Regions from separate parts of the Mus musculus genome. Here region 2 is linked to region 1. A link is a loop called in an ENCODE intact Hi-C map of the cell type or tissue named here. Cell type or tissue: left cerebral cortex. All regions are shown on one strand. Links, peaks and the distances in the headings refer to the core of each region. The heading gives the core; the rest is flanking DNA. Region 1 has its middle 13 kb from the start of Gm36734. Region 2 holds the start of Gm40997 (a long non-coding RNA gene).

Region 1 (12,104 bases), core at 3,078-7,077:
CCAAAGTTCACACCAGTTCACCTCAAGGAAGCAGACGCATGAGAGAATGGAGATAGTATCTGAAATGTGACCCAGTGGTCATCTGCCACTGACTCACTTTCTTAGTCAGGGTTTCTATTCCTGCACAAACATCATGACCAAGAAGCAAGTTGGGGAGGAAAGGGTTTATTTGGCTTACACTTCCATACTGGCTGTTCATCACCAAAGGAAGTCAGGACTGGAACTCAAGCAGGTCAGAAAGCGGGAGCTGATGCAGAGGTCATGGAGGGATGTTCCTTACTGGCTTGCCACCCCTGGCTTGCTCAGCCTGCTCTCTTATAGAACACAAGACTATCAGCCCAGAGATGGTCCCACCCACAAGGGGCCCTTCCCCTTGATCACTAATTGAGAAAATGCCTTACAGTTGGATCTCATGGAGGCATTTTCTCAACTGAAGCTCTTTTTAATGTGATAACTCCAGCTATGTCAAGTTGACACAAAACTAGCCAGTACACTCACCGAGAATCAGAAGCTGAGTGACAGGAAGCCCACACTGTGAGGCTGCTCTTAGGCCACGAAAGAATGGTCACTTCCTGCCAAGATCCTGACCAGAAACAATCCTCAGAGGTGCTGGTATGCATGGTGACCAATGGCAATGAAGGGACAGTGCTAACAAATGAACATGACACAGATCACGGATTGTGCCATAGGTCATACCGATCACTTCCATAGATCAGTGAGCTCAATCAACTAGTCCTGTTGCTCTAAGGTGGATGACAGAGCAAAGATCAGTGAAGGAAAACTGCTAGCACTGGGGAATCAGCACACATGCTCAGAACATGATGTGTATCAGCACACATGCTCAGAACTTGATGTGTATCAGAAACCACCAAAAGAGTTTGTGGTAGTTTGAATATGCTTGGCTCAGGGAATGGCACTATTAAGGGATGTGGTCTTGTTGGAGGAGGTGTGCCACTGTGGGGTAGGCTTTGAGACAGTCCTCCTATCCACGTGGAAGCCAGTCTTCTCCCGTTTGACTTCTGACCAGGATGTAGAACTCTCAGCTATTCCAGCACCATGACTGCCTGGATGCTGCCATGCTTCGTGGCCTTGATGATAATGGGCTAAATCTCTGAATCTGCAAGCCAGCCCCAATTAAATGTTGTTCTTTATGAGGGCTGCCTTGGTCAAGGTGTCTCTTCACAGCAATGGAAACCCTAACTAAGACAGTGTTTCACACAGACTAATTTAAGCTCAGCAGGAGGATAGAGTAGATGCATGTCACATCCATCTCACAGGTTCCTGACTTCTACTGCGGCATGCTCATCATAATTTCTGCTGGCCCAATCCTCCCTCTGTCTGTTCTGTACATATATTTACCTTCTGCTTCCAATTTCTGAAAACAGATAGCTGCTCTCACATCTTAACTTTGTAACTCCCCTGGTGTCTTTTTTTTTTTTTTACTTCAGCATGTGTGGTAGGCATGTTTTGTGCATGATCCACCAACATACAATAGAGAAAAGAAAAGAAAAAAAAAAGAAAAGAAGTAAAAGTATAACGATTCCCAGATATGACACTATGCATATGTGGCCTCAAAAAATTCTACCAGAGATGTCCTACAGCTGATAATCACCTTCAGCAAAGAGGCTGAACTCATAATTAACTCAAAAAAATCAGCAGCCCTCCTTTATACAAATTATAAATGAGATGAGAAAAAGCCACAAATAATATAAAATGTCTTGGTGTAATTCTAGCCAAGCAAGTGAAAGACTTGAATGAAAATTACTTCAAGTCTCTGAAGAAAGAAACTGAAGGAGATATCAGAAGATGAAATGATCTCCCATGCTCATGGGTTGGTAGGATTAACATAGTAAAAATGGTCATCTTACCAAAGGCAATCTACAAAATCAATGCAATTCCCATAAAAATTCCAACACAATCCTTTACTGACCTTGAAAGGGTAATTCTCAACTTCATATGGAAAAACAAAAAAATCCTAGATAGCTAACACAATGCTGAACAATAAAAAGAACTTCTATAGTTATCACCATCCCTGATTTCAATATTGCTCTGAATGATATTGATATAGACACAGACAAGTTGATCAATAGAACAGAATTGAAGACCTGAAAATAAACCCACATACCTATAAATATTTGATATTTGATATTTGACAAAGAAGTCAAAACCGTACAATGGAAAAATAAAAGCATCTTCAACAAATGGTACCTGGATGTCTGCATGTAGAAGAATCCAAATAGATCCATATCTATCAGCCTGCACAAAACTAAAGTTGAAGTGCATCAAAGACCTCGATATAAAACTGGAAACACTAAATCTAATAGAAGAAAAAGTGGGGGAACTGCCTGGGGCACATTGAACATGAGTCAAATTCCTGAACAGGACATCAATAGCTCAGGCACTAAGGTCAACAACTAATACATGAGACCTCATGAAACTGAAAAGCTTTTGTAAGGCAAAGGACACTGTCAGTAGTACAAAACAGCAGCTTACAGAATGGGAAAAGATCTTCACCAACCCGACATCTGACAGAGGACTAGTATCCAAATATATATTTAAAAAAAACTCAGGAAATTAGACACCAACCATTCAAATAACCCAATTTTAAAAATGTGGGTACAGAACTAAACAGAGAAACTCAACAGAGGAATGTCTAATGGCTGAGAAGTAAAGAAATGTTCAGCATCCTTACTCATCGGGAAAACAACGCTGAGAGTCCATCTTACGGCCATCAGAACGGCTAAGCTTGAGAACTTATTTACAGCACATGCTAGTAAGGATGTGGAGCATGGGGGACAGTCCTTCATTGCTGAGGGGAGTGTGAACTTATACAACCACTTTGGAAATCAATTTGATGGTTTCTCAGAAAATCGGGAATAGTTCTACCCCAAGATTTATCTATACCATGCCTGGGCATATACCTAAAAGATGTCACACAATACCACAAGGACACTTGCTCAAGTGTGTTCATAGAAGCCGGATTTGTAATAACCCAGAAACTGGTAACCACATAGATGTCCCTCAACTGAAGAACGGCTAAAGAAAATATGGTACATTTACATAAGGGGATACTATTCATCTACTAAAAACAAATACATCATGAAATTTGTAGGCAAGTGGATGGAACTAGAAAACCTCATCCTGAGTGAGGTAACCCGATGCAAAAAGACATGCTATGTATGTACTAACTTACAAGTGGGCATTAGCCATAAAGTACAGAACAAGGATGCTACAATCTACAGACCCAAAGAAAATAAATAATAAAGAGGGATTAAAGGAGGACTGTGAATCTCACTCAGAAGGCGAAACAAAAGAGCCACTGGGGATGGAAGGAGAGAGGGGGTGAGGAGGGGATGGGGATGGAGATCAGGTGTGTGGAGAGGGCTGAGAGTGAGAACGGAAAACAGTGGGGTGATATCTATGGCTAGCCAGAGACTTGGGAGAGAGGGGGTGGATATAGAGACTGAAGTGGCCATCCCCTGTAGCCAGGAGAGACGTCCAATGGAGGGAGGGGGACATCAACACACCAATAAAACCTTTGACCCAGAATTTGTCCTGCTTAAAATTACACAGAGATAAAGATGGAGGAAATAGCCAACCAAAGACTGGTCCAACTTGAGACCCATCCTAGTGAAAGCCAACAGTTGATACTATTAATGATACTCCGCTATGCTTGCAGACAGGAACTTTTCACAAGTGCCATCTGAGAGGCTTCACCCAGCAGCCGATGGAAACAGATGCAAAGACTCACAGCCAGATATTGGCAGAGCTCAGGGAGTCCTGTGGCAGAGTAGGGGAAGGACTGAGGGAACTGGAGGAGTCAAGGACAATGCAAGAAAAACTATAGACCCAACTAACCGGGTCCCATGGTGACTCACAAAGACTGAACCATCAAACAAAGAACATGCATGGACTGGACATAGGCCTGCTACATGTATGTAGATGTGTAGGTTGATCTTTGTGTGGGTCCCTCAACAATTAGAATGGAGGCTTTCTCTGACTGGGTCTGTTGCCTCCCTTTGGGTCTCTTTCTTTTAGCTGGACTGTCTTGTCTAACCTTGGTGGGAGAGGATGCCCTTAGCCTTGATGAGACTTGATGTGCCAGGGTGCAGGTGTTATGGAGGGTCGAGGTGGGAATGAGAGATAAGGGGATGGGTGGAAGAGTGGTGTTGGGGGGAGAAGAGGAAGGGGACTGTAATCAGGAGGTAAAGTGAATAAATAAGTTAAATAAAAAGAAAATAAAACACACACACACATAATTAAATCATTCAGAATTTATTCCAATCCCCCAAATATTCTTTATGTGGCTGGAAAACTTCAGCGTATATCCATGAAATACATCACACCTATTTCTTCCTAAGATACCCAGGTGGCGTTTGACTGTAGAGTTAAATATCTGGAAAGAGGGAGCTTGGGGGGAGGGTAGGTGTGTGGGGGGGTGATCAGCTCAGATTGTGATTTCAATGTGTGTGTGTGTTAACAGAAGCATCTCACATCCATTAATTTGTTTGTTTATATAACACCATAGATGCTTTCACTAAACAGTACTCAAAATAGCACTATAACAAAACCAGTCACAAAACCTTCCAAAGTTTAGCTCAGAGCGCCCTCTCCTGGTCAAAGACAACATATAACTCAATAACAAGCTACGCCTCCCTCCTTGTTTTCCTATTTTAAAAATGTATTACAGTTTATTAATTATTGCTTTTATTTTTCATACTTACATGGTAGAGTGTGCTAACTTGTTGAATGCATTCAATGTATAATTATCACAGGAGGGTCGTTGGCATTTTTGTCTCTGAACATTTTTTCCTGAAACTTTTTTCAGGAGCTCATAACTGTAATTGTAATAAACATATTATAGAATTTCGAACAACTTTAACTACATGACACGTACGGCTTCTATCTAGAAGCTTCTCGGGAAGGTGTTAGTTGCTAACTGAGAATGTTTCCAGAAGGTTGGTAGGTTAGATAAAAGACAGACAGGAGAAAGAAGAAAGAGACATTGGCTTTCTGATTCTCATACCTTCGAGCTTGTTCTATGACTTTTTACCCACGCCATTTTAGGACATGGCTGGATGTCATAATGAGTATAAAGATGTGGGTGGCTTTCTGCACTTACCTGCCTAGCTTCTCACCAGTACTATCTGTTAGTACTGCAGGAGATGACTTCATTTGAAGTTAGATTGGTACAGACATTAGTTAAGATGAAGTTGGGTTAGTGTGGGAGGCCCTAATCCAATATGTCTGGGAACCTTATATAAAGGAGGATTTTGACAGAGAAGAATCACAGGTAGAGGAAGAGTTGCGATGATGTGTCACACTGTAGAACATCAATGATGGATGTTCACAGCAGCAGACAGGGAGCAGCCGGGCACCAAGTTGGCTTCACAGTCTCAGGAGAAGCAGGACAACCCTGCAGCTGCTGGATGTCCAGCCTACAGCACTGTGTGGTCGTGCTTTTGAGTTGTTCAAGGGTAAATGAGTGATTCATTAAGCAACCCGGAGGGATGGACACAAACCAAGGGTCAAGTACAGAGTTCTAGAATTCAACAAAGCCCAGAGCCGCATTTCCATATGCTGTAGCTTGTGATAGTCTGTCAGCCCTGCAGGACCATGGTAGATGCTCCACATTCCGAGGTTTACGGCATTGTGGCCACTTGTGCAGGAAAAAATGGGTGATCAAAGGCTGAGCAGCCAGGTCTGCTGGAGTTCAAACCCAGGTCTCTTGCACTTATAAGAAGCCCCTAGCTTCTTATGCTTGAGGCTGTCTCATAGCTCTATGGCCTGTGTGTGCATGTGTGTGTGTCCCTTGTATGTGCAAGTGTACTCGCACATGCAATCAAATGATTACTTACACAAACAGCCAATCATCTAACAAGCTGGCTTCTGAGTTGGCTTAGTGATCAACAGAAATGATGTCACAGGAGTATGAAGTCAGTGGCGCTTCTTACATGATTGTTGGCTCTGTGGCTTCCCACCACTACTGTAGTAGATTAATATGGCTCTCAGGAGTGCGCCTGTAACCAGGGCGATATGTGTCTGTAACAGGGATAACCAGTGTAGAGTGTGTCTGTAACTGGGATATTGTGTGTCGGTAAAAGTGACAGTGTGTGAGTGTAACTAAGGTGATATGTTTCTAAAAGGTGCTATGTTTCTATAACAGGGATGGTGTGTGTCTGTAACAGGGTGGTGCGTGTCTGTAATGGGAGTAATGTGTGTGTGTAGCTCAAGTTGTATGTGCCTGTGATCGGGTCGTGTGTGTCTGTAACCCAAGCACACAAAGCAAAGATACCAAGAGAATCATGGGAAAGATACACATACATCTCTGGCTTCCACACACAGAGGTGCCCACATGTATACATATATACACTATTCATACATTATATTCACATATGTACATGCACACAAATAATAAATATATTTTAAGTGCTATAATAAAAAGAGGAAAAATAATCCAACGAAGTCTCTGTCTAATACATAGTAGGGCATCCGTCATTGGCTACTAGCATTCCATCTGATATTGGCTCTGTACTGACAGAGTGACATGACTTTGCTTTTCAAACTATCCCTCTTTAGATGTAAATGTTACTCACAAGTGTTATAAGCAAGAAGATATTTGAGGCATACTTACTCAAAACCCCCAGGTGTGAGTAGTGCTGTTCAGAGTCAGCCCTCTACATACCACAAGAGGGCACTGCTGAGCTAAGAACAAGACACCAATGGCCTTACATTAAACCACCCTGAAAGTGACTGGAGGCATTGAGGAAAGTGAATGCAGGTAAAGGGTTTTGTCAGTCTGGAGACGTGTGGGCTGGGATGTATGTGTTCTCTGAATGGAGACACTTTTATCCAAACCAGATTAATATCTTTCAGATGAATAAAGACCATTTGTTGGACAAATTTAATTTCTAATCATTTCTTTCTTGTTCTTTTGCAAAGCCCCAAGTGAATCTTTCTCTTTACTCTGCAGTTAATTATGTGTCCTGAAAAAAAAAGAAAGAAATCATACTGTCTTGATTGGCTGGGAACACAGGATCACCCTGACATTCAGAAGGAGGATTCCTGGTCGTGGGCACAGCCAGGGGCTCCAGCCTGGAAGACACAGCTGTCCCTGTCTCCAGGAGCCAGAGCTAGGGACCAAGAGCTAAAACCAAGAGCAAGTGTGGAAGGCAAGCCTGGGGAAGCTGTGCTGTGGGCAGTTCACTGTGGTGGGCTGCAGTTTGGTTACCTTTTAAAGAGTAACAAAAGCCTGCCCTGAATTCAGGATATTGGGGAGTCTGGGCTTAAAGGTCCCCATCTATACTGACAGGATGTAGGGGACTCTGGGGTCAGAGCTCACCATCTATGCTGATAATCAAGAAGAGAGCAGAACTGATAAGAACGAGCATCCTTCCGTGCCTCCTTCTCCCCAGCAATGGGGTTTACATCTTCGTTAGAATTGTTTTCCTGTCCAAAGATGGCCCAAGAATGAAGAGGTGAGAGGATTCTGAGAAAACTTGTTGGAAAACTCCTAGAGAACAAGAATTGTATTTAGAATGTGCTTTGTGCCCTCTCAGGTTGTACTGGCTGATTTTGTGTGTCCACTTGACACAAGCTGGAGTTATCATGGAGAAAGAAGATTCCCTTGAGGAAATACCTCCATGAGATCCAACTGTAAGGCATTTTCTTAATTAGTAATCAAGGATGGGAGGGCCCATTGTGGGTGGTGCCATCCCTGGGCTGGTAGTCCTGGGTTCTATAAGAAAGCCAAGCTGAGCAAGCCAGGGGAAGCAAGCCAGAAAGCAGCAACAGCACCCATCGATGGCCAATGCATCTGCTCCTGCCTCCAAGTTCCTGCCCTGTGTGAGTTTCAAGTCCTGACTTCCTTTGGTGATGAACAGCAACGTGGGAGTGTAGAGAATTCTCAGAGGTCAAGCCTGGTGTGCTGCTATGCATAAAATAGTCTATCCTCTTCCCCAAAGTTGGGGATATGATCCTGAGAAAGTTAACACAGTTGTCTGAATCCTAGACTATTATCACACTGTCAACAACAAAGACTGGCCGCTGCTTTGATGCTACTGAGCTGAGTGGCTTTAGATGAGGGGCCAAGGCCCAGAAATCGCATACTCATCTTTAGCAGAACATCCTGGACCTATGGAGGAGGTCTTCAGCCATCATGAATTAGGGATAGTTCAGAGTGTGCACTTACCACACAGATGATGTAGTTAATGGCAGCAAGTCAGCATTTCAGCTCCTCCGGAGCAGGAGTTAATAGTAGTATCTTCTGGGACGCAAACCCAGCTCTACCAGTAACTCCTACTCAGCAGGAGCATCGTAAGAGTCACGGGTTATGAGGACTGTGGAGCTCCCCACAGGCCAACCAGGCTCACTCAGTGCTCACAGGCAAGGGTTCTCACAGTCAGGAGAGCTCACCCTGCCGGTTCACCATCCCCACACTGAGACTTCCACTAACTTAACCCTTGCAATGTTTAAGAAACCTAACAGGACATGGGAGTCAGTGCAAATGTGTACCCAAAGGCTTCAAGCTTCAAGAACTTGGCCAGTGAGAAGTGAAAGTCCCTTTCAGTGGCCTGCCAGGCCAGCAGATATCCCAGCTGATGTTGTCTTCCAAGTATATAACACCCTCAGTAGTACCGAGGTCTCTGTGTTAGCCTGTGCACGCATAACCGCAGACTGTGTGTGAGACTGCTATAGATTGTGCTTTGGAGAAATTGCTTCTCTTGCCTCGATAACGACTTCGGTACTTTTGTCTAGGAATTAGACAATTAGACAGAGGGCTTTGAAATGGCAGGTTCCTGGGAGTTTAGCAAAAAAAAATTTCAGAGCTGGCGTTTATCAGTGTTTGTTTAACTAACTCAGTCGTTTGCTCTCTTTCCTGCCTTGTGTTTTGGAGGTATAAGTTGCAGAATAAAGAGTGATGTCTGCTGCTGCTGAAAGCTAGCTTCTGATGCTTGGGTCCAGTCTCCTTGGCAACTGCCCATTGCCGTGACCCAACAATTCACGGTCAGGACCGGTAAATTTTCTTATCGATCTTTGACTTCAGATTTGTAAATATTTGCTTGGGTTTTGCTTTTCATGTTCTCAACTAAAGAAAAAAAAGTTTCTATTTGGAAAAGAAGCTTTGAAAATGTCCATTCACTTGAAAAGAATAGACAGAACCCTCTCTCCCAAGCTGCCTGGTGTAATTACTGATGCCATTACTCTGCCCAGGGAACCTTTTGTGGGTTGTTACAGCATCGGGTAAAGAATTCTTGGCTAAAGAGCTTTCTGGGCTCTATGGAGAGGTCAGAACCAGTAGCTGACTTAGCTGTTGGCTCTGGGCCCTGTACCTTGCAGAGAGTAAAGAAACCCAGCTAGCCCTGCCTTCCCTTGCTGGGGGCTTTCCCCATGCTGTCTCATAAAGGCACAGAGCTTGATCGGGAAGCATTCATGTAATTTCCTCCCAGGTGCCCACATCAGCCTCGGTCACTTGGTGAGGAATGGAATTGCTATGGTCAGCCATTCCAAAGCAGAGGGATGGTATCCCTTGGAATTCCTTTCCCTCTGACTCTCATTTCTCCCTGAGTAGTGCCAGGCTTGCCTCTCCTGAAACTTAGCTGCACGGTGTTGTCTGTCCATCAGCTCTCCCAGATGACTCCAGAGGGAAGTCAGTATTTTTTAAGAGAGATACATGATCATGGAGGTACCATGTGTGCTGACCAAAAGAATTAAAACTGTTACGAAAGTAGTTTTGTCTCATATTTTACTTTATCATTAAATAAACTTTTTGATCATAAAGATTTTAAAAAGACATCTGTTTGCTTTTTTTCCCCCTTCTTGTAATAGCAGCATTTTGTGATGATAGACTAAGCGTGCTCACTGACGATTGAAGAGCCCTTCTGAACTTACAGGAACAGTTATGGAGGACACAGGTCCAATCTGGGTATCAGGTACAGATGGGAATTGAAGCCCAACACCCACAACAAGGATTATGTGGGCCCAGTGCTCTGCAGGTAAATTGCCTACATGTGACTAGGCCATCATTGGCCCTGCCCACCACAAGACCAGAATCAGGTCTTGTCAGTGAGATTTCCTGGTCTCCTTTTCTATGTTGACCATACAACAGCCAACCCATTGGCTGTTCTCTGGAGCAAATGCTGAGGAACAAGGCCCCCTCCTGAGATCCTTCCACAGCACTGACTAAACAAGGCCTGAAGATCCATGCCTGCAAGCTCCAAAGTCAGAAACCCATGGCCTCTGTGTGGTGGGTTTGTCAACACAACGGAGACCACTCAGTATTGGGGTACATTGTGTGAAGGTTTGTCTCTGTATATTCAATTGTAATTCTCTCCTGGCAGAGAGCTAAACGCTGGCAGCAACTTGGTATTGTTATTTCTGTGGCCCCATCATGGGTCTCATAATTTGTAAATAATTATCCTTCCTCACCTGCCTAAGGCAATCTAGAATTGTATCTGCTTGGCTGCAATCAAGAGCTGATGGCCAAAAGCTGGGCAGGAAATGGAAGGCAGAAATTCCAGGCAGAGAGAGGAAGACTGGGAGATGATTCAGAGATGAGAAGAAGGCTGGGAGAAGAATCAGAGCTGGCAGACGCAGAGGTGAATGGACGGACAGGAGAAAGATAGATTTGGTCACGTGGCTGGATATAATGTGAGGATTAGTTGGGTTTAGAGTAGTCGGGAGTCTGCCCAACAATAGGCCTAACCTTTAAAAGCTTAGCAAGCCTCCGTGCTATTATTTATATCTCTGGTGGGCGAGATAGTCCTGCTATACCTCAGAGTCTTGTTCCACTCATCTTTGGTCTAGGATTCTCAATGCTTGGTCACTATCTATCAAGAAACCTGGATACTACATGACCCTGACTTTGATGCAGAGGTGACTTGGTGATGGCCAATACTTCCAAACCAGAGGAGACCCAAGATCAGGAATTCGATCCCTCTGGACTTGCTGAGCAAAATCTCAGGGTCAAGCTGTGAGCTTCAGCTTGGAGTACGAAAGTCTTTCAGGGTTTCCTCAGAACCACTGTACATCTGCTCAGAGCACCCACCCCCTCAAGTGCTCATACTTTCTCCAGACACTGACAGATTAGGAGAGTGAAATCAACCATTGGCTTCAAGGAATCCATTTGAGGTGGTCCATGGGCCACCAGGGGCTTTAAGCCTCAGTCTTTCTTTTATAGTTTTGCTGATCATGAAGTCATTGTCCACCCAAGCAAGTCACAGAACTGCTTGTGAAGCCCAGCTACAGAGGGTATCATCATGCAATAAGTATGCCAGCCTTTGGCCTAGTGGCTGTGGCACTGACAGAGGCTGACTCCTGCTAGTTTGCTCCACATTTGCCTGCTTTCTGTCCCAAAACTCATGTGCACCTCAGATCCCATTCCCAGTCCACGAACACACACACACACACACACACACACACTCAGTCCCAGGCAAGAGACCTTGCTTGAGCCTCTTTGCCAACAGAGGACATCTTACTGAAGCACTTCAAGGCTCGGCCACCAGAGGGAAGCAAAGGCTGGGAATACATACTCAGATGCTTCAGTTATAGGGACCCCCAGCCAGAAAGGTTCCTCCTCCTGGACTGAGTATCATGTCCCTTGAAGAGGGTAAACCAGATCTGTCCCATAGACCCTCTACCTGCCCCAGGGTTTTGAGTGATACCATGCCTAATCTGGCACTTAGATGGATTCAGAGTCTTGGTAACTTGCTTTTTTATTGTATTTGAAAGAACCACATATTAGCAGAAATGAAATTTTCTCTTTTGTTATATTGAAATGAGCATTAAACTACCTTTCCCAGAAAGTTGGAAATTAATGTGTAACTTTAATGCCTTCTCAGGCCATAACAACATGAAGACATTGAAAGCAACATGAGGCCACCCTGCCACTTGGGGTTGGAGAGAGTCCATTCCTAGGATGAGACAGTACAGGGACAGGGTCTCCATCCCTTTCTTGCTGGCATAATATCTCCCTTGGCCCTAAGGATATCAGGGAGGAAGTTCTACAAATTAGAACAAGAGTGGAGGGGACCCACATTTCCTGTATCTTTCTTTGCCACCAGGTGAGATGGATGGAGCTTTCTTGCTTTGCCCTGACTTGGGGA
Region 2 (12,104 bases), core at 4,610-8,609, 98 kb before region 1:
GTGGGAAGAGTCCTTATGTTGCTTTTAGACATATGACCTAGGTGCAAATTCTCACTTATCTTCCAGTTCAGAATCAAAAGCCTTCAAAGTAAAAAAGATACATCACAAACATTCACACAATAACTATAAGAAGGAGGCAGTGGGGCCTGAAACGGCTGGCTCAGTTCCACATTGTGTTGGGTGTACTGAGCAAACAAAAAGTCAGTAGATCTGCAGAACTACAAAGCAAGAAATATGTGTATCTATATAAGGATATATATATATATATATATATATATATATAGAGAGAGAGAGAGAGAGAGAAAATAAGGCCTCAGTCACAAGAGAAATAAAACTTATACATGTAACTATGAAAATGACCATTAAAAATATAAATGCTTACCTGCACAAGATCAAGCCAGTCAAAATTCTAGGACACGGGTGGAGACAGGCTGCCACAGATGCACCTTAGGTAGAGGAGGTTCATGTTTTGAATGCACATTGACAAGAGCTATCTTACACGATGTCTTGTTCTTCTACCCAGTCAAGCAGTATTTACACCACTATTGTGCTCTGCCAGGCTATCTGTGCGCAGGGAGTCCTCAGACCTGCCTCTGCTTCTTTTCTGTGCATGTGCTGGGAACACAGGTGAGCTTAGCCAGCTGCTAGAACCAGATGAGTGACTTAGCAAACCTCATCAGGAGTGAGAAGAGAAAGACTGCCAGCAACATCAGGTCGCAGAACTCCCCCAGAGTGGAAGCTAGCTGGTGGTGACTCAGTGGGATAGCGTTCAGGAAGCTCAGGGAAAGGGAGGTTGGGAAGGAATGTGTAAGGGAACTCTGTGTGATGTGGTGGTTTCCCCAATAGAGTATATTGGGATTCAGAGTCACACTCACTGAGGGACAAAGGGTGACTGTGATGCGGTACATGTACACCCAGCAATGCAGGTACAATACTCTCAGCAATGGAGAATTAAAAACATACATAAAAATCTGCTCCTAAAAGCTTGTGACAACATGGAGCTGGATAGGTGGTTCAATGGTTAAGAGCACGGACTGCTCTTACAGAGGGCCTGAGTTCGGTTCCCGGCAACCACACCAAGCAGTACACAGTGATTTGCAATACCAACTCCAGGAGAACTAACCCACTGTTGTGGATCCTCGGGCAACTGTGTGGACTTGGTACACACATAAACAAGCACACACATATACACATAAAAAAAACCGATTAAACGTCTATAGCTAATTATTACCCTATTTAATAATAATCAACTTATTGTGTCCTCCAAGATTAGAAAAAGCTATGAATATTTGAAAAAAATCCACTTTGTTTGCGTGTGTGTGTGTGTGTGTGTGTGTGTGCTCCAGGGTATCAGACCCCTGGAGCTGAGGTTACAGGTGGTAGCCCCCTGCCTTATGTTTGTGCAGGGAATCAAACTCTCACCCCTCGGAAGAGCAACAACGTGCTCCCCTGCCTTCAGAGTCGCTCCACTGTGGTCTGCTCCCTCCTCCTACATTGAGAGATTTTGGTCAATACCATCCAGCAACATAAATCACCAAAAATAGGAGAACAATAGCAAATTATTTTTATTTTAAATGAAACTATTACGCAGAAACTCTGGTAGAAACTTCCAAAATCGGAAACTAGGGAATTTTGTAATAAACAAATGACAAAAAAACTAATTGTGTTTCTATCCACTATAAATGAATAATCTGAATTTTAAAAATCAAATACCAAAACCATTTATAAAAATACCATTTATAGACATGAAAACAACGTGCAGAAACTGGACCCTGGAACGCGCGTGACTTTTGTGAGAACTTGCAGAGACTTGAAACCATAGACGCTCACGTTACATGGGGGTGGGAGGCTTAGCATCATGATAATGCCATTGCTTTGCAAAATGGTCCAGAGACCTCAGCAGATGTTTCTGGCAGAAACTGACACACTGTGTTTTAAATCCTTATGAGACACAAAAGAGCATCAAAACTACATTAAGAATTTAGTAAATCAGATAAACAATATAACCTCGCCTGTATACTGTTCCTGGAGTAGAACTTTAGGGCTGAAGTATTATGAAAATGGGAAAACGTCAAGAAAAGAGTTCTAGATGGACACGCAGAACCACAATAATCTCCATCAAAATCCCTATGACGACATTATCCCAAAAGTCATACGAAAATACAAAACACCTTGATTACCCAGATCAATGCTAAGCAAAAGGAAGAGATGACAAAAGTGATTACAATTATGGGTCAGAGTTGTGACTGTGGGATGGCAACCCCATCCCTCACTTGATGTCCTGTCTTTCTGCTGGAGGCGGGCTCTATAAGTTCCCTCTCCCTACTGTAGGTCATTTTATCTAAGATCCCTCCCTTTGAGTTCTGAGGGTCTCTCACCTCCCAGGTCTCTGGTGCATTGTGAAGGGTCCCCCCAACTTTCTACATCCCGAAGTTGCCTATTTCCATTCTTTCTGCTGGGCCTCAAGACTTCAGTTCTTTTTGCCCACTCAATACCAGGTCAGGTTCCCCCCACCCCTGTCCGCTTTCCCTCCCAGGTCCCTCCCTCTTTGTGATTGCTTTCATTTCCCTCCCAAGTGGGACTGAGATGTCCTGTAGAGGAGCCTGAGGAAAAGAAGGTCCAGCGACAGGCCCAAAGTGGGATCCAGCTCAAGGGGAGTCCCCAAGGCCTGACACTATTTCTGAGGCTCACAAGAAAGGACCTATCATGACTGTCCTCCAAAAGACCCAAGAAGCAGCTAAAAGAGTCAGATGCAGATATTTGCACCCAATCATTGGACAGAAGCTGCTGACCCCCGTGGCTGGATGGATTAGGAAAAAGCTGGAAGAAGCTGAGGAGGAGGGCGACCTGTAGGAGGGCCAGCAGTCTCAATTAACCTAGACCCCCGAGATCTCTCAAACACTGGACCACCAACCAGGCAGTATACACCAGCTGATCTGAGGCCCCCAACACATATACAGTAGAGAACTGTCGGGTCTGTGTTTAGTCAGAGAAGATGCACCTAACCCTCAAGAGACTGGAGGCTCCTTGGGGTTTAGAGATCTGGTGGGGTGGGGGTTTGGGAAGATGGGGACAGGAAGCCTGGGAGGAGGTATGGGATGTGGAAAAGTCAGAAGGTGGACTGGGAGGGGAAAAAAATCTAGAGTGTAAATAAATAAATGATTAAATAAAATTACCAAAAAGAAAAATGAAAAGAAAAGAAGAGAAAAGAAGAGAAAAGAAAAGGAAAGAAGAGAAGAGAAGAGAAGAGAAGAGAAGAGAAGAGAAGAGAAGAGAAGAGAAGAGAAAAGAAATCATTACAAGGCCAAAACATTAACAACAGCATGATACCAGCATACAAAGAGAGACCAACAGGATAGAATTGCAGCTCCAGATTCCCAATCACACAGCTACAACCATCTGATTCTTCACAAATATCCAAAAGTAAACAGGGAAATTCAGCCTCCTCAACAAGTAGTGTGGAGATGTCCGTCTTCACACACAGAAGGCTCTGCTCTCTCACCCTGTACAAACCCACCCCACCCCAGTGTATGACCGGAAACACCTAAACTCCTAAAGTAAAACAGGGAATACTCCAGAGTCCAGGAATGAACAACGACTCTAAACAGGACTCCAAACAGGAGCAAGAACTAGCCAGTGGGATCCCTCGGATGAAACGATCACTCACAACTACTAAAGCAGCGGCAGTTCTCAACCTGGAGATCACAACCCTGTGGGGGTCCAACGACCCTTTACAGGGGTTGCGTAGCCAACATCCTGCATATCAGATATATGTATTATGATTCATAACAATAGCAAAGTTACAATTACGAAGTAGCTACAAAAATAATGTTACGGTTGGGGGCCACCACATCATGAGGACATGTACTAAAGGGTCGCAGTTGTTAGGAAAATTGAGAGCCGCGGTTCTGCTCTAAGGGAAAAGCAGGCAAATGCTGGTAAAGAACTGGTGGGGTCATGAGCTGGAGCAGCCACTATGAACTCAGTGGAAGTAAGAGTTTGTCGTTCATGTGATCCTGCTGTGCCCTTCTGGGCATACAGCCAACGAGTGAAGATCAGCCTACCACACATACCTGCATGGGCAATCGCTGACTCATGCGGCCAATCCAGGCATCCATCAACAGATGAGGCTACAGAAAAGACTCAGTGGAGTTTCACTCAATCATGTAGCATGCAGTCAGGATGTCTGCAGGAAAATGTCTAAAGGTGGAGATCATAGCAACGCTAAGTGAAACAAGCCAGTCATCACAGACAGGCTCTCTGTCTTTTTGTATGTGCACATGTGCACATAACAGGAGTAACAAACGGATGTGAAGCAGGAGAGGAAAACCCTGTGAATGTGTAAGCGGAAGAGAGTGCGAGAAACAAACCCAGAAGAGGGTGGGTGTGCCACAGCGCTTTGTGTCACATGAGCGAAAGCTATAATGAAACCTCTCGCTCTGTACAGTCGCTGTGTGCTCATGAGAGACGCATTCACAGACACACACGCCTACAGCTGATTTTTGATAGGGCAGCAAAGACAGGGTAGGCATGTCAGGCTCATCTGTCAACAACAGGGTTCAATAAAACAGCTTCAAACTGTACCTGAAAGAACTTGCGAAAATTGACCCACTGGGGCCCAATATAACAATGAAATATAAAACTAGAAGGAAGTGTCAGATACTTTATGATATAGGTCTAGATTAAAATGCGATGTAAAAATTACAAGTCAGGGGCTGGGGCGATGGCTCAGTTGGGAAAGTGAGTGTCCTCGAGTCTGAGGACCAATGTTGTGATCTCCAGCACCATTCAGAAGTCAGGCATGGCGGCCCATCTGTAACATTAGCTCTGAGTGGTACTGGGAGGAGCGATGCTGGGGCCTCCTGTCAGCCAGTCTTGATATGGGTGAAGAGCAGGTTCTCTGAGACTCCAATTCATAAAAACAAATAGAAAGAGACAGAGGAAGACACCCAGGGTCTGACCTATACCCATTTACAAATACATGGAGACACTCACACACACACACACACACACACACACACACACGCACACACACACACACACACACGATCACATGCACACACACGCATGCACACACACAGTCACATACAGGGATACACACATGCACACATACATGCACATACACAGATACACACATGCACATGTGCATACAACATACAGAAATATACCCATATACATACACATGCCGACACATGCACATACACTCACATACAGAAACACACACTCACATACATACACATATGCACATTCACACACAAGTAGACACACAGATATAGATGCACACACATGCATGCACACACTCACATACAGATACACACACATGCACATGCACACACACGTAGACACACAGATGCAGATGCACACACTCACATACAGATACACTCACATACACAGATACACACATACATGGATGAACAGATACAGAGATACATACACACACACAGATAAACAGGATGACAGACACACCTACACACACACAATGTTAACCACAGCTTCATGGGCACTGGCAAACAGAATCTTGCACTTGGCCATGAGGACATGGGTGGGCATTTACTGTTCAAACGTGGATGGATATAAAATATCAAAATGAGGGCTCTGAGCAACAGGAGTTAGAGAAACAGGATGCTTATTTAATTAGTTGTAACAAGATGTTGCAACTCTACTTCAGTAGCTGTAAACACCCTGCATTCCCCCTGGAAAACATCAGGAGCTGAGGGAGAGGACTTAGCACGTAATGTGATTGGATCATACGTTTGTTTATTAGGCCCAGTCTCAGAAATGAGGATGTATGTCAATCAAAACCTAGCATTGAACAGGACATACTTTGCACATTTTCTGTTAAGGAGGCCTGTGATGGTTTGAGTATGCTTGACCCGAGGAGTAGCACTATTAGGAGATGTGCCCTTGTTGGAGCAGGCGTGGCCTTGTTGGAGGAAGTGTGTCACTGTGTGGGTGGGCTTTGAGTCACTCCTCCTAGCTGCCTGGAAGACTGGTCTTCTAGCATCCTTCAGAATAAGGTATGTTCCTTCTCCAGCGCCATGCCTCTCTGGATGCTGCCATGCTTCCTGCTGCGATGATAATGGACTGAAGCTCTAAACCTGTAAGCCAGCCCCAATTAAATGTCCTTTAAAAGGGTTGCCTTGGCCGTGGTGTCTCTTTACAGCAATGGGAAGACAAGGGCTCACTGAGACTTATTTTTCAAGTCCCGTTGAGATCTCTGTCTACCCCAGACCCTTCCTGAAGTGTTTATTTGTCCTTAGATTTCCATGACCCTCCCGTCTGCATGAAGGTTTTTTTTGTTACCTTTGAGTGATGGGCATAATTTATCAGAAGCTACGAGGACTGCTCGATACTGGGGAAATGCCCCTGCTCGCTGCTCGAGACATGGTTCTGCCCATTGGCACAATAGCTGTGTTGTTGGGGCTGCCTGGGTTTTGCCTGGAGTGATGTGTTTAATAAGGAGGAAGGCACTATCCGCATTTTAGTTTGTGTTTTAGGGACAAGTCTCAGGTGGCAGAGACTGTCTCAAATTCATATAGAGTCCAAGACTACAAAAGGCCCCTGTCTCCCCACCGACCCTACCCAAAGAAAAATAAAAACACAGAAAACTTAAGGCCAACGTTCTCCAGAGGAAGGACTTGCAGCGCATCTGGATTGTTTTAATTTTATTTTATTTTATTTTTTCCTGTTACCACTCCCCTTAAATAAATCTCAGGTTTAAGGAGGTTACTCAGGAGGTCAGATCCACTGTTCTGTCTTTGAAGTTGGGATTCCCCCGACTTCAGCAATGCTGTTCACGGTTCAGGTATGAGAAGGGTTTTAAGGGAACTTCACTCTAGAGACTTCTAGCTCTCAAGCGCAAGTTGCCTGCTCCGTAATCAGCTTTGCCATCTGACTGCTGTATCAGAAGGTATTCACTTAGCAGTAATTAAGAGGAAAAGCTGATTTTTATTGGTTCCAACTGTTAAAGAATGTTTGCCTCGCACCCTGGCAGCTGCGGTGCACCAACGGGGCAAAGGCTGTCTTCGGCTGCCACCTAGCGTCCGCCTTCGGAAGCACGGACACTGTTTCCCCTTCGCTGAGGCCAGCAAAGGGGTCTGTGAAATTCCCCGCTGCTCACAAAGGAAAAATGATTTCCCTAAAAGCCACAGTGCTTTTTAGAGACCTTGGCCGCGGTCCAATTTAGCTTTACAGTAGGGGGGAGAGGCAAGAAGAGAAATGAGCCGTTTGATTTTGTGTTGCTGAATGTATTTTAATAAAGATTTTGAATGCATGTTTTAAGTAAATTCCCAGGCGCTGCAGGGCAGCTGGACATCACGAGAGGAAGAGGAGCTAGTGTAATCCAGAGGAACCCAAGTCACAATTACAGCGTTCACTCTTTCCTCATTTACAGTTCATGAAGGAAGCAGTGCCGTCTCGCTTATTTCATTGTTCATCTGTCTTCTAAATTCGAGTATTAGAGCATCGAGCCACTCTGAGGACGAAAAAGAAAGCAGGCACGTTAGGAAAGCCCCCAAATGTTCTGAAGCACCAGGGAAACCAAACGATTGCTCCCAAACAGCCCGTGAAATTGTCACAATTACCTCCCGAAACCACAGGGTTCTCCACGTTATTTTTCTCTCTTCCCAGCTGACTCAGAAGGAAAAGATCCAGGGATCTCTCTCAATTTAAACTGCAGGGTGGGAGGAGGCTGTCCCGGCGTGGTGCAACTGCTCTGTGAAGGATCTAACTTCAAGGCACCCGTGGCCTGTGACCCGGAGAAGGAGTTTGCAAAGTCCTAAGCCTAATTTCCAAATTTTGCACTTGAGAAAGCGGAAGCTCTCAGGAGCTGAGCATCTCTGGGCGATTACACAGCTGGTTAGAGCCGGAGCAGGCTTCTCACTGGGGTGTGCTCTCCCCTTCACTGCCTTCTCTCAACTCAATATTAATATTTATGTGCCCTATGCATGAACATACTCTGCCACATCCTACAAGACAAACATACACCTTCTAGGAGTTGGAGGGAATACGTTCTCTCACACATGCACATAGAGGAAAGCAAAGCATCCCAGCTTATAAAACTGTCTGGATTTAGAACAGATCATATCTAAAGCACCATCATGATTTCTGTGTTCTAGAACCCGAGTGTTTTCAAGATGTTTGAACAGTTCAGGGACCTTTTGCTCTGGCAATAGATTCTTCACTACAAGTATAATATATATTTAATAATATTAATATATGACAAAGATTCAAGATTTATATATATATATATGTATATATATATATATATACATACACACACACACACACACACACACACAGAGAGAGAGAGAGAGAGAGAGAGAGAGAGAGGTATATACATCCATAGGGAAATTCAGACATTAGGGCAAATTATTAATTAAATGTTCTCCTGTGTTCTAATATTTTCCATAAGAATACATGTTTAAAGTCTGAACAATTTTAATAGTAAAAGTAATTGGTAATATTGTACTGAGCCAATCCTAGTCTACTATTACTATAATTTTATAACAGTTTAAAGTGTCTCAGAGTCTATCCCTGACTCCCCCCATGAACCGCTCTCTCTCTCTCTCTCTCTCTCTCTCTCTCTCTCTTTCCCTCTCGGCCATCTATCTCCCACACTGTTCTGGCAGCCTAGTCAGATGAGCTCTGGTACCTGCTGCTAAGGCTTCCATTTTCTCACAGGAAGTATTAGATTACAGAGAGCCTAAGATTGTGTGTGTGTGTGCGTATGTACACACACACACACACACACACATATATATACATATATATATATATATGTATATATATATATATAATGTATGTCTAAATATGGCACTTAAATTGGTTACAGAAAATTCATTTTCTTTTTCTTGGTACATTCTGCTGCTCTTCATTTTACAGTTGGCATTGTTAGATAAATCTCATGATTTCCTTGGATTTCTCCTATAATTTGGTAAACTCTACACTATAAAAATTTGGTATCTTTGTTTTTGGTATAACTGAATTTGGGGTGTGTCTTTATTGGGTCCTCTCTCTTGATTTTTCTAGGTTGAAATCGTCCTTCTCCCTCTGGTGGAACTAGCCAGCAGTGGCAAAGTCTCTTCCCACCAGTGTCATCACTGGGGATGGCTTAATGATGAGTTTTCAGGTCAGTGCTGAACTCACCAAAGCGCCACCCCCTGCCCCTCGCGCTAACTCAGTTTTACTGCAACTGGCCTTCATGAGGTCTCATTGGTCTGTGCTCACACGCGGCAGGCCCCGCCATTCCCATTGACCCCCCATTCCAACTCCCTCTCTCCACAGAACCCTTGGCTCAGAGACTTCTTTTTTTTCTTTCATTTTTTTATTAGATATTTTGTTCATTTACATTTCAAATGCTATCCCAAAAGTCCCCTATACCCTCCCCCGGCTCTGCTCCCCAACCCACCCACTCCTGCTTCCTGGCCCTGGCATTCCCCTGTACTGGGACATAGAATCTTCATAAGACCAAGGGCCTCTCATCCCATTGATGGTCGACTAGGCCATCCTCTGCTACATATGCAACTAGAGACACAAGCTGGGGGGTACTGGTTAATTCATATTGTTGTTCCTACTATAGGGTTGGATGCTCACAGTCATCTATTGGATGGAACAGGGCCCTGAATGAAGGAGCTAGAGAGAGTACCCAAGGAGCTAACGGGGTCTGCTCAGAGACTTCTTGTCTTTCCCTCTCACTCAGTCACCCACATTTCTGTCCCTTCTGTGACTTAGCTCAGCGCATGCTTCTGATATCATTGACTTTGAATTATAACCAGACAGCAAAGCCATGGACTGACTGACATGGGAGCCAGCCTATGTACATTAGATGACAAAGGTCTTCCTTTGTATGAGAAGTCCATCAGGGCTTCTCACTGTCAAGGCCTGAACTTCCTCCTAGGAAACAACTGTTGTGTGTGGCTTTGTGATTTAAGAGTGTCTTTATACGTATACATGGGGGGAACCCATGGCTCCAGCTGGATGTGTAGCAGAGGATTGCCTTATCGGGCATCAGTGGGAGGAGAGCCCCTTGGTCCTGTGGAGGCTCGATGATCGAGGGTAGGGGAATGCTAGGGCACTGAAGCAGGTGTGGGTGGGCAGATGGGAGAGCACCCTCATAGAGGCAGGGGGAGGAGGGAGTGGGTAGGGGATTTGAGGAGGGGAAACGGGGAAGCGGGATCACATTTGAAATGTAAGTAAATAAAGTGACCAGTAAAAACATAAATAAAAGAGTGTCTTTATAACTTTTAATTTAATGTCTTCTATAGAGAAACCAGAGTCTCATCCATATTCTTAATTCTCTACCTTCCAGAACTTTCTCAACCTTTGCTTAATTAGAGTTTTATGGCCTGAAGTGCACACTACCAGTCTTACACAGTATAGATTACACTCTCCCATTGACTTCAATTTTCTGTTGTGGCATTGTGATTTGTATTTGGTTCGTTCTGTCTGTGCAGGTCCTGTATGAGTTTCTGCCGTCTTTCAGCTGTGTGGCTTTGGTCTTTGGCTGCTGTTTCATTACTGAAGTAATTCACACTTCTATGCATTTTCTGGTTCTTGGTATTTGGAAGCCACGTCCTACCATTTTCTGTACTACTAGCAACTGAACCTAGGACCTTGCGCCATACTAGACAAATGCTCTACCACCAAACCACATGCCCAGCTCCTTTTAATTTTCATTTGGAGACGTGGCCTCCCCACATTGCCCAGGCTAGCTTTGAACTCACTCTGTAACCCAGACAGGCTATGAGTTTGCAATTCCTCTTCTTGCTGTGTGGATAGCTGAAATTGCAGGCCCATGCCACCAGGTTTTTGTCTTCTTTGACCATCTTTAAAGTATGAGTATGCTTGAGGCATATATATGCTGTGCTTATTGTCTATGTTGCAAACACACATGAAGGAAATACTGACTTACTTCCTGCTTGACAATACTAAACATGTACAGTTTTTCCCCAAGTGGCCACAGCCACATACCCATTTCTTCCTCGTCTCTCATCCTTACCCATCTCTCTAAGAAATGCTTTCTATTTTATATGTTCTTCCAGCTTAGGCAAATGTGCAAGGATCATTCTGTAGGTTGTGCAGAGGGATACATTTTTAACTTCTTTATACTATTTAACTCCATCCTTGCTGTCATCTCCCTTCAGGACCTACAAGCCACCATACACACAGCAAATGTTTCTGAAACAAATAAATTTGCAAACACGGAAAATGGTGTATGTTATCAAGAGACAGTGCGATTGTCTCCCCTCCGGTGTGTCTGAGATGCCTCTGGGCTTCGTAAAGCATCGCACAACAAATGACAGCAGTTTAATTTCTTCTGGGTTGCAGTGAGGGAAGAGGGTGGAATTACTGGGTAAACCTTTGTTTCCCATGTTTTAGGGAGAAGTCAACCCACATTTAAGACAACTCTTGTATGTTAAAAGTTCAGGTATGGAGAATGGGTGGGCATAAATGCTAAGATAGAGACAAGCGAGACCCCTCGGAAGCTGCGGAGGGATTTTCTGTTCTGTCAAGATCAAGATATCACAATCTAGCTTAGAGGGTGTGTTCTAGCACCCAGCAGCTCACTACGATCTACATAGTGAGAAAAACTGTGTGATTATCAAAGCAGTGCTTCACACTCTGAATAGAAAGTTCACTTCATCGAGCTGAGCCTTTCCACCATGATCCTGTCAACACAGTTGAATAAGGGAGTGGAATACCCCAGAGGGCAGCTTCCTGCGCTAGGCTGACATCTGAGCAATAAGAATAGGTCTTTCATTAACAGCCCACCGGACAAGAGGCCATTCAGGACCTTGCTCTGTTGTGCAAGCTTGCTGACAGAGGCAGGTGGAGGGAAGGGTCAGATGGGAAAAGGAGAACCCTGGTCTGATTTCTGGCAGTAGAAACATCCAGCCATCCTGAGGCTTTGAACACTGATTTCTTTTCTTACAGATGGGATTTTATTTTTATTAGCACATATTGGCCTTTTAAGTGGAAATACAGAACTTGATTAAAGGAAGTCATTGACTGGGAAGGAAAACTGGGTGAGGAGACCTTCAAATCCAGGGTCTCAGAAGAGGCCTTCCTCTCTGACTAAGAAATGGACCACATTTTTTAATTGC

The links. Peaks named below come from ENCODE experiments on the same cell type or tissue, not always from the same donor. Only the 100,000 strongest peaks of a DNase experiment are listed, where the experiment ranks them.
Region 2: a loop joins it to region 1, with 6 times the contacts of the local background. A loop is called at or near these places in 2 of 42 quality-filtered maps.

What each region holds. Positions count from the first base shown.
Region 1 is chr13:71,000,913-71,013,016 of GRCm38, reverse strand. No RefSeq gene overlaps it. Among named protein-coding and RNA genes, the nearest start is that of Gm36734, 13 kb to the left of the region's middle. In left cerebral cortex, for the core only: CTCF peaks have their summits at 4,624 (motif pointing left) and 6,682 (motif pointing right); DNase peaks (open chromatin) are centred at 4,594 and 6,702.
Region 2 is chr13:71,100,344-71,112,447 of GRCm38, reverse strand. It overlaps Gm40997 (a long non-coding RNA gene), which reads left to right and starts at 6,021. Exons shown (of 3, transcript XR_873655.1): 1 at 6,021-6,100; 2 at 9,031-9,130. Mir466f-4 (microRNA 466f-4) reads right to left here and starts at 5,359; the gene lies at 5,239-5,359. In left cerebral cortex, for the core only: a CTCF peak has its summit at 7,037 (motif pointing left); DNase peaks (open chromatin) are centred at 6,069, 7,049 and 7,586; H3K4me3 peaks cover 715 bases.